Linked DNA regions of Homo sapiens: region 1 is linked to region 2. Evidence: read pairs that join two places in POLR2A ChIA-PET (ENCODE). Cell type or tissue: GM12878. All regions are shown on one strand. Links, peaks and the distances in the headings refer to the core of each region. The heading gives the core; the rest is flanking DNA.

Evidence for each region. Peaks named below come from ENCODE experiments on the same cell type or tissue, not always from the same donor. Only the 100,000 strongest peaks of a DNase experiment are listed, where the experiment ranks them.
Region 1: POLR2A ChIA-PET joins it to region 2 with 5 read pairs; 4 of 35 experiments call an interaction of 5 or more read pairs at or near these places.

What each region holds. Positions count from the first base shown.
Region 1 is chr3:5,038,778-5,046,517 of GRCh38, forward strand. No RefSeq gene overlaps it. Among named protein-coding and RNA genes, the nearest start is that of BHLHE40-AS1, 63 kb to the left of the region's middle. In GM12878, for the core only: no CTCF peak of the experiment used is centred there; no DNase peak of the experiment used is centred there.
Region 2 is chr3:4,771,668-4,779,105 of GRCh38, forward strand. It overlaps ITPR1 (inositol 1,4,5-trisphosphate receptor type 1), which reads left to right. Exons shown (of 62, transcript NM_001378452.1): 47 at 3,575-3,775; 48 at 5,597-5,707. Among named protein-coding and RNA genes, the nearest start is that of EGOT, 24 kb to the left of the region's middle. RefSeq lists an enhancer at 4,977-5,046. In GM12878, for the core only: no CTCF peak of the experiment used is centred there; DNase peaks (open chromatin) are centred at 4,944 and 5,444; H3K27ac peaks cover 4,409 bases.

The DNA of each region.
Region 1 (7,740 bases), core at 1,879-6,878, 270 kb after region 2:
GCTGGAGGATGGATGGAGGCCAGGAGCTTGAGGCCAGCCTAGGCAGCACAGTGAAAATGCCTCTCCCCTGACCCTGTCTCTACAAAAAATACATATTTTAAGTTGGCCCAGCATGGTGGTGCCTGCCTGTAGACCTAGCCACTTGTGAGGCTGAGGCAGGAAGGTTGCTTGAGCCTAGGAGTTTGAGGTTACAGTGAGATATGATCATACCACACTGCACTCCGGCCTGGATGACAGAGTAAGACCCTGTTTCTAAACAAAAAAACAAACAAACAGGCTGGGTGTGGTGGCTCATGCCTGTAATCCCAGCACTTTGGGAGGCCAAGGCGGGCAGATCACTTGACGTCAGGCGTTTGAGACCAGCCTAGCTGACATGGTGAAACCCTGTCTCTACCAAAAAATATAAAAATTAGCTGGGCGTGGTGGCACGTGCCTGTAATCCCAGCTACTCGGGAGGCTGTGGCAGGAGGGTTGCTTGAACCTAGGAGGCAGAGGCTACAGTGAGCCAGGATGGCGCCACTGCACTCTAGCCTGGGTGACATAGCAAGACTCTGTCTCAAAACCAACCGACCAACCAACCAACCAACAGACAAACAAGGAATAGGGTTCCTCAGTTTGGGGGCTGGTGAAAAAGAACACTGAACAGGAAGACAAGAGACTTGAATTTGAATCCCCAAATATGCTTGTGCTACTGATCAGCTGCAAGCCAGAAGCGTCTTTTCAAAAGGCAGATCCAACTGTGTCACTCCTCTGCTTGGATCATTTCAGTATCCCCCGAGAACGTTCACATCTCTCACCAAGGCCAGCAAGCTCCTATGTGTCTGCCTCGCTCTGTAGCTGCTCTTTGTACCTCTCTTCACCTTGTGGCTCTGCCAGTTTCTTACAGGTTTCAGGCTTCTTTGCAAAAGCTGTCCCCTCTTCTGGAGCACCTGTTCCCTTCTCCCTTTTTGAGCCAGTACCTACTCTTTCCTGCTGGTTGCAGCTTCACCTCTTTGGTGAAGCTTTCCCTGATTGCCAGTAGGTCAGACCTTTTTGGAACACACCCTCAATGCACTCTAACTTCTTCAAAGCACTTCTCCCCGTGAAAATGAATAATCACATTTAGGTTGGCCATTAGACTGTAAGCTCTGTGAAGGGCCAGGTACCATATTTGCCTGGTTCATCTGTATCCACAAACCTAGCAGAATTCTTAGTACATAGTGAGAGCCCATTAAGGATTTATTTATTTTATTATTATTATTTTCAATACTGCTCCTTCTGTACATTAAGTATGTATTGATAGACTCAGTGAGAGTCTGAGAACCCATTGTGGGCCTCCATTTTCCCATTCGTAAATGTCAGGATTGTGTAGGTGTCAAATTCTATGATTCTAAGAGTCTTCAATGTGAAGCACCTGGGTAAAGAGGGAGCTAGTGTCAGTGGGTGGAATTTGGTTAAATCCCAGAGGGTGCTGCATTTTATTTGAAGCTTATGAAAGAAAAGGCTAGCTGGGGCCATCTGGTCTGGTAACAGGTGGACTCAAAAACGAAGAGGAGAAGTTCACTTAAAAAGCAGCCCTGTCTGCAAAAAAAAACTCACACTCCTTCCCTGAAGAAGGCTGTCACTGGTTTCTCTCTCTGGCTCTGACATATGCTTCAATCCCTCGCTCCTAAACGTGGTTGATATTCAGAGCTTGCTCCATGTGAGGAGAGCTGCTATGAGAACTGCAAACAGTTTCTCTGAGAGCAATTAGCAGAGGAAGAATTCGGCATTGCCTTCAGGGCCAGAGTCTTTGTACTGTGTGTCAATGGTTCCAATCTGGACACCACTGGCTCAGAGCAAGACAGTGGCCCTGGTTGTGCTGCAGACAGACAGGGTCTTCTGAGGGTTTGTCTGTAATAAAGAACCTACTAGCTCAACAATAGGTGGGCATTTGTCTTGCCTGCAGGGTAGACTCTGGAGACTGGGTTCAAATCCTGCCTCTGACCCTTACTACTTACACAATCTTGAACAAATAACTGAACCTCTTTGGGCCTCAGTTTCCCCATCTGTCAAATGAGGATAGTAATAGTACTTACTTCTTTTTTGGTATTTTTTTTTTTTTGAGACAGAGTCTTGTTCTGTTGCCCAGACTGTGCAGTGGCCCAGACTCGGCTCACCTCCGCCTACCAGGTTCAAGGATTCTCCTGCCTCAGCCTCCCAAGTAGCTGGGATTACAGGCACCCACCACAACGCCTGGCTAATTTTTGTATTTTTAGTAGAGGTGGGGCTTCGCCATGTTGGCCAAGCTGGTCTCGAACTCCTGACCTCAAGTGATCCACTCACCTCGCCTTCCCAAATTGCTAGGATTAGACGTGAGCCACCGTGCCCGGCCTGGGATAGTAATAGTACCTACTTAGTATTGTACTGAGAAGTAAATGAGCTGCTTTGTGTAAAGTTCTTAAAATGGTTCCAGGTCCATACTAAGCATCATATAAATATTTCTAGTTGTATGTTATGAAAAATCTTCTCAACGCCTAATCTGGTATCAGACAACTGGACTAGTACTTCTCAAATGGTGGTATTAATATTAATAATTCAGTTTCCTTTAATTCAGCAATTATTGAGCTATATGGCAGGCACAGTGCTCGGCACTGGGGATTCCAACATGAATAAGAAATGCCTCGAACTTTAGAAAGCAACAGATGTGAACAAATATAGATAGTATAATGTACTGGGTAGAGTAGTGGGGTGACCTCTCTCTATACTGCTGGTGCCCCAAGTGGTTAGCCCAGGTGATGAAGCTCCTAGCCAGGGGTTAGGGAATGGTTGTTTTTTATTTATGCTATCTATTTCACTGAAGATTTCTCCCCTCATATCTTGTATCATTTTTTTTATTTTCTTAAATTGGACTTGACTTTTCTCTGGTGCCTCCTTGATTAGCTAAATAATCGACCTTCTGAATTCTTTTTTTGGCGATTCATGGATTTCTTCTTAATTTGGATCCATTGCTGAGGAGCTTGTGTGATTTTTTGGGGAGTGTTTAAGAACCTTGTTTTGTCTTTCTGATTTGAAAGAATTGTCTGGTTTGAAAGAATTGTCTTTCTGGTTCCTTTTCATTTGGGTAGGCTGTGTCAGAGGAAGATCTGGGGCTCAGGCTGCCCCAGATGTTCAGATTCTTTTTTTTTTTTTTTTTTTTGAGACCGAGTCTTGCTCTGTTGCCCAGATTGGAGTGCAGTGGCACGATTTCGGCTCACTGCAACCTTTGCCTCCCAGGTTCAAGCAATCCTCCTGCCTCAGGCCCCCTAGTAGCTAGGATTACAGGATTACAGACACGCCCCACCATGCCCAGCTAATTTTTGTATTCTTAGTAGAGACAGGGTTTTGCCATGTTGGCCAAGGCTGGTCTCGAACTCCTGACCTCAGGTGATCTACCTGCCTCGGCCTCCCAAAGTGCTGGGATTACAGGCATGAGCCACTGTACATGGCCTGTTCAGAATCTTTTGTCCCACAAGGTGTTCCCTTGACGTAATACTCTCCCCTTTTCCTAGGCCTATCCTGGACTGTGGGCATCACAGTTGTGGGAAAATTAGAACTGACCTAAACGTCCAAAGTGAGCACTTGGTTGAGTGACTTGGTGTTCACTGTAGTGCTTAACAACAAAGTGGTAGGTTTATTTCATGGAACAATCCTCAGGATACATTTTTGAACAAAAAAAGCAGATACGAAAGAGTACAATCCTATTTTTTGCATTAAAATAATAAAAGTGGGATTACCCTTATTCGGTCCCAGCACCACTATTTACTAGCTGTGTGATCTTGTACAAGTTCCTTCACTTTGACTTATCTCAGCTTCTCAAGCCATAACATTAGGATGATGAAGAGTCACTGCTTCATAGAACTATCGTGAGGTCAAATTAAATCATCCACATGAAGCATTGAACCTAATTCTTGGCATGAATGAGGCGCACAGTAAGTGATAGCTTTTATCATGACATGTACAGGGAAAAGTGTCTGGGTCAGTGCACCTCAGCATAGTCATAACAGCTCTCTAAGTAACTGGACTAGAAATTATTTTAGTTTTCTTTTTGCATGGCTGTATTTTCTAAATTGCCACAGTGAGCATAAATGACTTGTGTAAAAAGAAGAAAGAAAATGAGTCTTGATTGTTGTCCTGCTCCTAGCTGTGCTTGGCATATAAATATTTTTGCAGAGTAAATGTTTTTAGAGTACATGCAAAGTAAATATTTTTAAAGTAATTGATTGGATATTCATATGGCCAGGTCATACAATTTAAGAGGCTTCATTCACATCAAAATACAGTTCTTGGCTGGGTGCGGTGGCTCACGCCTGTAATCCCAGCACTTTGGGAGGCCAAGGCAGGCAGATCACCTAAGGGAAGTAGTTTGAGACCAGCCCAGCCAACATAGTGAAACCTCATCTCTACTTGGAAAAAAAAAAAAAAAAAACTGCCGGGCCTGGTGGCGGCACCTGTAATCCAGCTACTCAGGAGGCTGAGGCAGGAGAATCACTTGAACCCAGGAGGTGGAGATTGCAGTGAGCCGAGATTGCACCACTGTGCTCCAGCCTGTACAACAGAGCAAGACTCCATCTCAACAAACAAATAAACAAAAAAAACAAAACAAAACCAGTTCTTTAGTTTGCTAAGGATTACCACACTTAAAGTTTAAAAAAAGTTTTAAAAATAAATGATTTCCTATATTCTTTCAGTATTGTTTCATGAATCACTTATAAAAAACTGGAATCTTCAAGTTTAGAAGCTGTTTTCTATTAAAGATTACATTTTTACTTTAATTGATATCAGTTGCATTAGTGGGGACTCTGACATACAAATTGGAGGCATTCAAATGAAACCAGTTTAAGCAATAAGAACAGAAAGATTTATTTGGGTTCTTATAAATAAGAATCCCTAGATATTTGGTCTTTTGAGGGGAACAGATGATTTAATCATGCTTCTCTAATTCTATACAATAAATGAGATGGCTGCTGGTGGCCCCTATGTTACAATCTGAGGAAAAAAAGAAATATTTTTAATAGCTGTAGTAAAAATCCCAGGGAAGTCTCTGATTGGTCAATGGGTCATGTGGCCACCTTTGGGTGAAGGTTGGGGGTAACGAACTGAATATATTAATATGAAATAGGATGAGGGATGGAGCTCAAAGAAAATATTGCTGATCAGACCACAAAACAAATGGTCACTATGCATGAACAACCAGGCACCCCGTTTCCAGGAGAAGGTTCTTCATAAGGGTCTTTGACTTCACTGGAAAAGCAAAGCTACGTAAAATGCAAGAAATTATGATTTTATTGACAGAATTGAACATCATGCAGATTCCAGTCTTTCTGGATTACGGGGAGGAAAAAGGTAGAAGATAAGTATTGAAATAATGCCTCGTGATTAGCCATTGAATATATGTGTCATACAGCAAATCTAAGTTTTAGTTTTTGATCTGCCATTTATAGACATCTCCAGGCCCCAGTTAACTCTTTGGTAAAATTAGAGAGCTGGCTTTGATGATCCATAACATCTGTTTGCTTGAAGATGCTACGATTCCAGACATCAGTACACAAAGACAAATTCTGTCTGAATTTCAAAGTAACTCTCATTTTCGCAGGCCTATAATGTTCTAAATGATACCAACCTTCAAGGAGTAATTTCACAGAATGAATTCTTAGGAAGTAAAGAACATTATGTAACTCAGAAATAGTAGCTATAATTATTGATTATGCACTGTGCTGAATAATCACCCCTTACCTTTGCATAGTTTATTTCATTTGGCCTTCACAACAATTCTGAGAGGTAGTATAATAGGTAAAATAATGATCCCCTGGAATGATGTCCATATCTTATTCCCTAGCACTTGTGGATATGTTAGGTTATATGGCAAAGAGGAATTAAGCTTACAGATGGAATGAGTGTTGTTAATCATCTGGCCTTGAGAAGGGGAGATTATCCTGGATGGTCCCAAGGTAATCACAAGGGTTCTTGTAAGTGAAAGAGGGAGGGAGGAGAGTCAGAGGCAGAGAAGGAGATGTGATGACAGAAGCAGAGGTTGGAGCAATGCAATCGTTGCTGAATTTCAAGATGAGAGGGGCCCATGGGCCAAGGAATACAGGTGGCCTCTGGTAGCAAGAACATGGATTCTCCTCCAGAAGGAACACGGACCTGCAGACATATTGATTTTGGACCAGTGAGACTAATTTCATCTGACCTCCAGAACTGTAAAATAATAAATTTGCCTTGTTTTAAGCCATTAAGTTCGTGGTAATTTGTTGTAGTGGCAATAGGAAATGAATAGAGGTAGATATTAAAAACTCAAGTTACTGGCCAGGTGCGGTGGCTCACGCCTGTAATCCCAGCACTTTGGGAAGCCGAGGTGGGCAGATCACCTGAGGTTGGAAGTTTGAGACCAGCCTGACCAACATGGAGAAACCCCCTCGCTATTAAAAATACAAAATTAGCCGGGCATGGTGGCGCATGCCTGTAATCCCAGCTACCTGGGAGGCTGAGGCAGGAGAATCACTTGAACCTGGGAGGCAGAGGTTGTGGTGAGCCGAGATTGCACCACTGCACTCCAGCCTGGGTGACAGAGTGAGTGACTTTGTCTCAAAAAAAAAAAAAAAAAAAAAGAATTTGAGCTTGAGTGTGCTTGAATTTAAAGGCCATGCTCTTAACCACAGCACTGTAATTTTTTTCCTACAACATCCAGAGTGTGAGTGCTGCATTTTTTGAGTGCCGACTATATGATACAATGTTGGGCCCTGCAGGTCACAAAGAAGTACACAAACATAATCCCCAGCCTCAGGGAATTTATGATCCCATAGTGGGTTAACAATGAAACAGTATTACTTCCCTTTTATTGGAACTACTGAGGCCCAGGCCCTTCACATATATAATCTTAGGACTATTACCCTTATCATGAAAAGGAAGACTCTGTTATGGGCTGAATTATGTCCCTCCAATCTCAAATTCATATGTCGAAGTCCTAATTCCCAGTACTCCAGAATGTGTCTGTATTTGGAGATACAACCTTTAAAGAATTAATTAAGGTAAGATGAGGTTTTATGTGTGGGTCTAATCCAAGATGACTAGTGTCTTTATAAAAAGAGGAGATTAGGATACAGACACACACAGAGGGAAGCCCTAGCTGAGGACAGAGGCCTCAGAGGAAACCCACCCTGCTGATACTTTGATCTTAGATTTCTAGCCTCCAGGCTCCAAGAAAATACATGTTTGTTGTTTAAACCACCTAGTCTGTGGTATTTAGTTATGGCAGCCCTAGGAAATGAATATACTATCCATAAGTAAATGGACTTACTGTTAGCCAAGTTACACGATCAGAACTAGAAGAGTTGTTTACTCTGGGTTTCAGTGGCTAATTCTAAAGCAGGGCTAAGGAATTCAGGAGTGACTTCTCTACTCTAGTCGATTCATTTCCAGCCATTTCAGTGTGTGCAAGGCCTTGGGTCTCAGCACTCTAGGAGTCCAATGTGACCTCTCTCTGTTGCTTGAATCTTTCCTTTTCTTCTCTTCATATCCCATGCTCCCCTCAGTCTATTCAATTTCTTTTTTTTTTGAGATGGAGTCTTGCTCTGTTGCCCAGGCTGGAGTGCAGTGGTGCGATCTCGGCTCACTGCAACCTCCGATTCCAGGGTTCAAGGGATTCTCGTGTCTTAGCCTCCCAAATAGCTGGGATTACAGGCGCACACCACTGAGTCTGGCTAATTTTTGTATTTTTAGTAGAGATGGGGTTTCGCCATG
Region 2 (7,438 bases), core at 2,373-7,372:
TTCCTCAGTGCATTGCTCTGTTGGAAACAGTGCTGTGGGGTGTTGGGGTGTATAGTATATTTTAACATATTTTAACTTAAAAAAAAAAGACCTAGCAACATAATGTTTGAAGGTATCATAAAGATTATCCAGTTCAGTGCTTTAAAACTTTTTGGCTTGGGGGAGCGCACGGGATCCTTTGTTGAAATATACTAAGTACAGCAGAGGAGAGCAAAGCTGCTCTGTTCGGAGTGGAAACTAGAGTGCTCCCTCACCTACGAGACCCCTGGGATGGTAGGGAGGAATTGTAGGGAGCCCCCAGGGTTCTGCAGGGCCCAGTTAGAAGCCCGTGATCTGGACCAGTGGTTCACAAGGATGGAGGTTGGAATCATCCTTAAAAACTCCTGCAAAATCAGATTCTCTCAGGTGGTGACTTGCCTCCAATAAAATTATGGTGTGTAGAAATCCACTTCTCCAAAGAATAGTTTTAAGCAGGACTCAGCCACTCTGAGTGCCATTCTGTGGCAATATCCCAGAACAGGGGGTGGGTCACTGGGTCAGGGATTCCTCTTGGATCGGAGGGAAGGAGAAGGCATTCTCATAAGGAGAGAGTGTTCAGCTTCCTGGTGTAAAGCAGCTCAGAGTCAGCACAGAGGGAGAAGGAATCTGGCCTTTTGCAGCAGCACCCTTTGGGCTCGTGCCCGGAGTTGCTTGTCATATTTATAACCTTAACTTTCCTGTTGGTAAATGTTCAGAAGAGATAAAGTCACCAAGTCTCACTTTGCCAAACAGGCAGTTGCTGCCTTAAGCAAGCCTTGTTTACAGTGGTCAGAAATGTGATGGGAAAAACCTCTCTTCAGCCAGTTGGCATGTGTTTGGGGACCCTCCCCTGAGAAGCTGGCTTTGCTTTTCCCCTGGGGTAATGAATGCAGGTCCTGATCTCTTTCCACCAAAGTCTGTCTAAGCACAGACTTGAAGTCTTCCATTTCCTTAACCCACCCATCTCAACTTGGTCCCAGGCTCTTCAAGGAAGACTGCAAAAAGGGCAGGATTTCTCTAGCTTGGACAAGGCAGGGTGGTACATGCTGAAGGGGAGTTCTCTTCTCTAAGAAGGAGTTCCCTGTGCCTCGTAGTGAGTGGTGTGCCTCTGTTTATGGAGAGGGCCAGAGGAAATGGATCTGAGTCTGGGACAGATTCTGTCCAGACACTCTGAAAGCCATGAGAGATGGGAGAGGCTTTCAGGAATGGGCAGCCATTGTCTTCATGGGGAGTTTGAAACACGTGGGCCCAGCTAGCCTTGAGGACTTCCCAGTCCTCTTCCCTCCATTCATTTCATTTAGTTCAGATTATTTCATCCAGTGTTTACAATGCAGCTGGTAGGTGCCAGTCCCTGTGCCAGCTGCTGGGCACCCAGCGCTGTCAACGTGGTCCTTGGTGAGTTGATCGGTCCCTCTGTACGCACATCACAGGAGTGAGGAAGGCTGGAAGAGGCGACTTGCGATGCTCCCATCTCACTGGAGTAGGGCTCAGGGGTCGGAGGAGCTTCCTAGAAGTGACTTTAGACCACATCCTGAAGGAAGAGGAGTCATTCAGGGTGGAGGCCTCGAGAGCAACAGGCAGAGGGCATTGCCTGGTGGGAGCCTGGAGGCCAGGCAGAGAATGAGGAGTGCTTGAAGTGTGTTGTAAACACTGGTTGAAATAATCTCAATTAAATGAAATGAATTCATTGGGAGTGGTAACAGAAGTTTGAGAGACAGGTGTTATAAGAGTTGCCTCTCAGATGTTATAAGAGTTGCCTCTCTTTCATCCATAGAGACTTGGTTGTTGGTTTAGACTGTATCTTCAAGTCCTTTTTCTATATATTCGAATGGGAACATTTGTTACATATTAATCTATATGCCTTTTTAAATTCACTGGGAGCAGTAACAGAAGTTTGACAGACAGATGGGCCAGGAGAGCCTTGCTGTGAATTTCAGCCATGGACAGCCAGGACCTCTCCAGAGTTGTCCCAAACACTCCTCCAGCGCCCCTGCACAGAGCAGGGCTGAGCCAACCCCTCAAACAGGTAGTATCTTCCCTGAGGAGCTGGAGCAAGGCAGAAATGGCTGTGAAATCCTCCTCTGGTTTCCCTTAGAGAAACAATCGAGCCCACACAGTCCCAAATCATCTGTTCTCCCTCCACCTCCCACCTGGACCTGAACTTGTTATGGAGCAAAAGGGATTTGGGTTAAGTTGTAGTGGGGAGAAAGGAGGTGGTTAGTTTGGTGATGAGTCAAGCACTGAACTTGGTTACCAGCTCTTAACCTGTGCATTTACAAATGTTTTAATTATACAAGGAATGTGTGGATATGTTCTTTTTATAAAGACCAAATGAAAATAAGTATTTAGTTACAAGAGTTGCCTCTCTTTCATCCATAGAGAATTGGTTGTTGATTTACACTGTATCCTCAAGTCCTTTTTCTATATATTGGAACGGGAACATTTGTTACATATTAATCTATATGCCTTTTTGAAAAAACTTGACAGTGTGTCATAGAGATCTTTCCATATTGGCACATAGGGATCTACTCGGTGTTTCTAATTTATAATATTAAATGATGTAGATATACTGTAATTTATTTACTCCTCAATTGGTGCGCAATTAGGTTGTTTCCAGTTCTTCACTGTCACAAGCAGTACTATAGTGGACATCCAATACATACTTTGTGAGTAGAAGTGAATACTTCATAGAAGTGGAAATTACTGGGTCAAAGATCATGTCCATTTAATCTTTTCCTATTGCCCATTTTTTTTACAGTAAGCATGTCGCTTTGGTAACTGAGGAAAAGAACATACATAATTAATTTTTGCTTCTTTTTAAGAACAGATGACTGGAGCCTCTGACAAAAATCTCCTCATTAAAATACTCTATTTCTCAAGTTGGGTGAATGTGGCTTTTTAAATTTTGTTGAGGAAGTGTCTTGCTCCTATCTGTGCCTCTTGTTTACATTTAGAACTCACCTGGAGAACACCTGCTCAGGCACATGCACACAAGCACACACACATTTACTCACTGTCACTCCTTCCTTTAATCGTGGAAATGGCCAAACAAGTAATCCAGGCTCCTGCCACATGGCACTGGGAGTAAGCCAGCTGATCACACCCCCATTTTATGGTGAACTGTCCCTAGTGCTGGGCTCCGGGCATTCAGCACTCAGATCAAACCATCATCTTTAAACAAAACCACCGCCCTTGGAAATGTCAGATGCCTCTGAACTCAACACCTGATGGAAGCTGGGGTGGGCAGGAGAGAGGAAGGGTTAAGAAGTGAATGGAGAAATGAGGACTCAAAAAGATTATAGGAGTCAACTGCACTGCATTCCATATACTTACACCTTGGAGAGCAGGTTGCATTGTTGAGGGCCATTGCCATACACCAAGTCCATGGGTTTATCATCATGGTGGTGGGGGGCATACTGACTCTTCCATGCTCTCCCACGTGGCATCTCTCTGTATAATTACCAACCTATTAGAGGCTATCAGAATGGCAGGATGAATAACGTTTCCCTCTTCCCTCTGCCTTTGCTCACCGAACCTGGGGACTACCCAATTGCAGAACTTCCTCCGTTGCCAAAATAACAAGACCAACTACAATTTGGTATGTGAGACCCTGCAGTTTCTGGACTGTATTTGTGGAAGCACAACTGGAGGCCTTGGTCTTCTGGGCTTGTATATAAATGAAAAGAATGTAGCGCTTATCAACCAAACCCTGGAAAGTCTGACCGAATACTGTCAAGGACCTTGCCATGAGAACCAGGTAATTAAATTTCTGTTTTGGGATGGGGAAAAAAAGTGTCCCATTTTGGAAATGTTGATAGAGACTAGTTCAGAAATCACGAAGCCTGTGCCTGTTGGCCTAGGGAGTCAGTAGGACAGGAGGCTGTCTTCCAGCAGTTGAGAAATAGCCATGGTGTTTCATGATACTTCAGAACCTTCCTAATGAAGGACATTGGAGGGACAGTCCATGGTCTCTTTCCTTGGCTAGGTTTGGCTTCATTTGATTTGGTTTGAATGTCCAACTATTTAACTTGATTTCTAGGAGTAGGCAATAAGGCAGGAGTGAAATGAGAACCAAAAGACAGTGACCTATTTTAAATACTAGGGGATTTCAAAGAGTGACTACTGGAAGGGGGTTTAAGCCTAGCTAGAGAGAAGAAAATTACTACACGTGAGACAGCTTGAAAGTAATATAAGGACATTTTTATAGTTGAGATTTAAACATCATGGACATTCAGGGGAAAGAAAGATGAGATAGTCTTGACTTTGGTCTCTCAAAGAAGAATATTTTGGGAGTACAACCCAATAACTTCTTGTCTTGAGTAGAGTCATTGCTTATACATGGCATCTTAAGGATTTTGTGAGTTTTTGCATTGTGCTAGGTTGAGTATGATGTTTTGTTTGTTTGTTTTTGGAGACGGAGTCTCACTCTGTTGCCCAGGCTGGAGTGCAGTGGTGCAATCTCGGCTCACTGCCTCCTGGATTCAAGCGATTCTTCTGCCTCAGCCTCCCTAGTAGCTGGGACTACAGGTGCATGCCATCATGCCTGGCTAATTTTTGTATTTTTTTAGTAGAGATGGGGTTTCACCATATTGGCCAGGCTGGTCTTGAACTTCTGACCTCGTGATCCACCCACCTCGGCTTGCCAAAGTGCTGGGATTACAGGCTTGAGCCACCGCGCCCAGCCAAGTATGTTTTTTAATACCAAATTATAGCTTCATCCTAACTGGAGAGAGACGACCAAGGCTTCAAATGGTCAGTGCTAAACCCAGCAGCCAGGGAAGGTTACTTGTGTGACTTGGGGAGCCAGGCCCTTCATTCAGAGGAGAACGGTTTATGAGAGACAACTCATTGTCTATTAAAAACCTGGTCTCAGTTGTCTGTGAATGTGAGAATAGCATTTTGTGAGATGCACTTTCTTCTCCCGGTTCCCTCATGAAGCAGATGGTGTAGTCCTAGTTAAAATGAAAAGGAACAAAAAAAATACAACAGGCTTGGGGAAAGGCTTTATTTGACATCTAAGTGAATTTCCTTATTACCTCAAGTTTGCTTCTCTGCCAAATAGGGGCCTGTTGAAAGGAACAGATCAGAGTGGATTGTGCTGCAAACGGAGATGTTACCTGGGGGCAGATGATTAATTTTGATATTGTGTGCCTTAAACAGGAAACTTGCTTTCCAAGCTTAAGCCTTAAGCTAAAGTACAAAATACAAAAAGAGTGCTTTAGAGAGAATGGAACACACCTTGAAAGGGGAAAAAGGGTTCAGAACCCAGAATCAGTCATACACCATATTTTCCCTTAAGAACAAAAGCCAACTGTGCTGCATGATTTGGATTAGACACAACCAATTTATCAGTTACAGTGCATGGGGACTTTCCTACTGTTTACTGTTAATTCTGAAACTAGAGATTTTCATCTGTCTTTTATTCTTACCACTTTCTCACGGAAAATTTGCAGCTCTCCCCTAGAGACATTACTGGGAGTGGTAAGCATTGTGTTGAAATAGCAGTTCAGCCTGTTGGCCTTTGACGTCTGATTTATGACCAGCGTTTGTGTGAATGTCTGTGTGTGTCTTTGCTCAGAACTGCATAGCCACCCATGAATCCAATGGCATTGACATCATCACAGCCCTGATCCTCAATGATATCAATCCTTTGGGAAAGAAGAGGATGGACCTTGTGTTAGAACTGAAGGCAAGTAGGAATTAAAAGCAGAAGACAGTCATTTGGAAACAGTCACTTTTGTGTTTTGCCTTGGCACATGCACATGGGCAATTAGTCATGAGAGTAAATATTAAAGATAGTTCTTTAAATGAATGACCCAGGTTGCTAGTGCTGACTACGATGCAGAACTCCAACCTTTCTCTTCCACGTAAGGTATCTCATGAGGGGATAGGAGCTTCTGAACTGTTAGGTCACACAGAATGAAGATTCCTTGCTCCAAGCTAAGAAGTGAATCCCAACAGCATCGAGTACTAAATACCTTGGTTCTGAAAGTCACAAAGAGAGAAACAGTGGAAACGCCATTCCCTCTCTGGTTTCTGATTTTTCCCCATTTGAGGGAAAAGGGCCGGTTGAAGAATAGTACAACTAAGCCTATCTAGGACCAAAAAAAAAAAACCCAAAAAAACAAACATGTATTTTTACTTAATCAAGGAAATACCTTTTTCTCTTTTGTCACTGATTTAGCAGAAGGGTGGTTAATAATGTTGGTTTAAAATAAGGAAAATTACACAAACCAAAAATGTGCCTGCGGGCCTCTGCTGAGTTTCTCTGTATTGTGTACAAATGCGGGACTGCAGGTGACTGATGTGGAAGCCCCACTGACATTTGGACTCTCTATTACTCAAACAGCTTAACGGAATGAAAATCGTGACTTCTAGGTGCTAAACCTGCAGCATTTCCAAGCTGGCCTTTTTTGGATATTTGAGAAATTGATATACCATTCCTGATGTTGACTTCTAAAGTATACCCAGAAAACCCTCCCTTCTATGTAGGGGTTCCATAGGTTCTCTGAGAATCCCATGATTCAGTTTTAACAATTGAGCTTGCAGGCATCAGGTTTCTAAAGTATATTTCAAAACATGTTAGCCTTTCTGGACACATTTCCTTTTTAACTGTTCCCATGTCAGGGCATGTTGAGATTTGTCCTCTATCTGCCCATCCGCAGCAGCGAGCACTTCATCATTATCATGAAAGAGCCTAGAACTACAGGGTTTTGGCTGAAAGGTTGAGCTGTATTTATTGCATGAAGGATGTCATAGGAAAGGTCATTAGGAAAGATGGGAACACAGAAACCTGTGGGAATGGCAGTTATTTTTTCTTTACTATTTAGAACTGAGAGTCCACACTAACAGTCGATTTGGGTGTGTGGTTTAAATGGACTTTTTTTCTGCTATTTTTAATTCCTTTTGACAAATTGTGTTTTAGAGTGAATTTTAACAGATTCAACCTTGTGTACCTGGCCACCATTTATCAGAAAGTCCGAAATAAACAGAAGTTCATGTGCTCCTGGTCAGCATTTGAGTGACTTTTTCAACTAATCCAGTGATCTATGGATGATGATAGAAATTTGTGCCCTGCGATAGCATGATACCCTGACTCAACTGCTGTGACCTAAACTAGGGGAAGAAATAAGACCACTCTCACTGTCCAAAAAAAGAAAAAAAACCCAACAGCTTTCAAGTCCTGTACATAAAGAAGCATACAAAGTATCATAGACCCAGGGCCTAAAATGAAGTCAAGCCAGGAAGTACAGGATGTGGGGTGTGAACATGGGTGTTTTTAATGTAATGGGAAATTAGGGCTTGGCCTGCATACATTGTTCCTTTGGGTCACATTTGTTAACTAGTGTCAGATGTACTCATTATATTAGGGGTTATGAGAGCTAATAGAAATATTTTAAGACAGGGAAGAATTACCTTT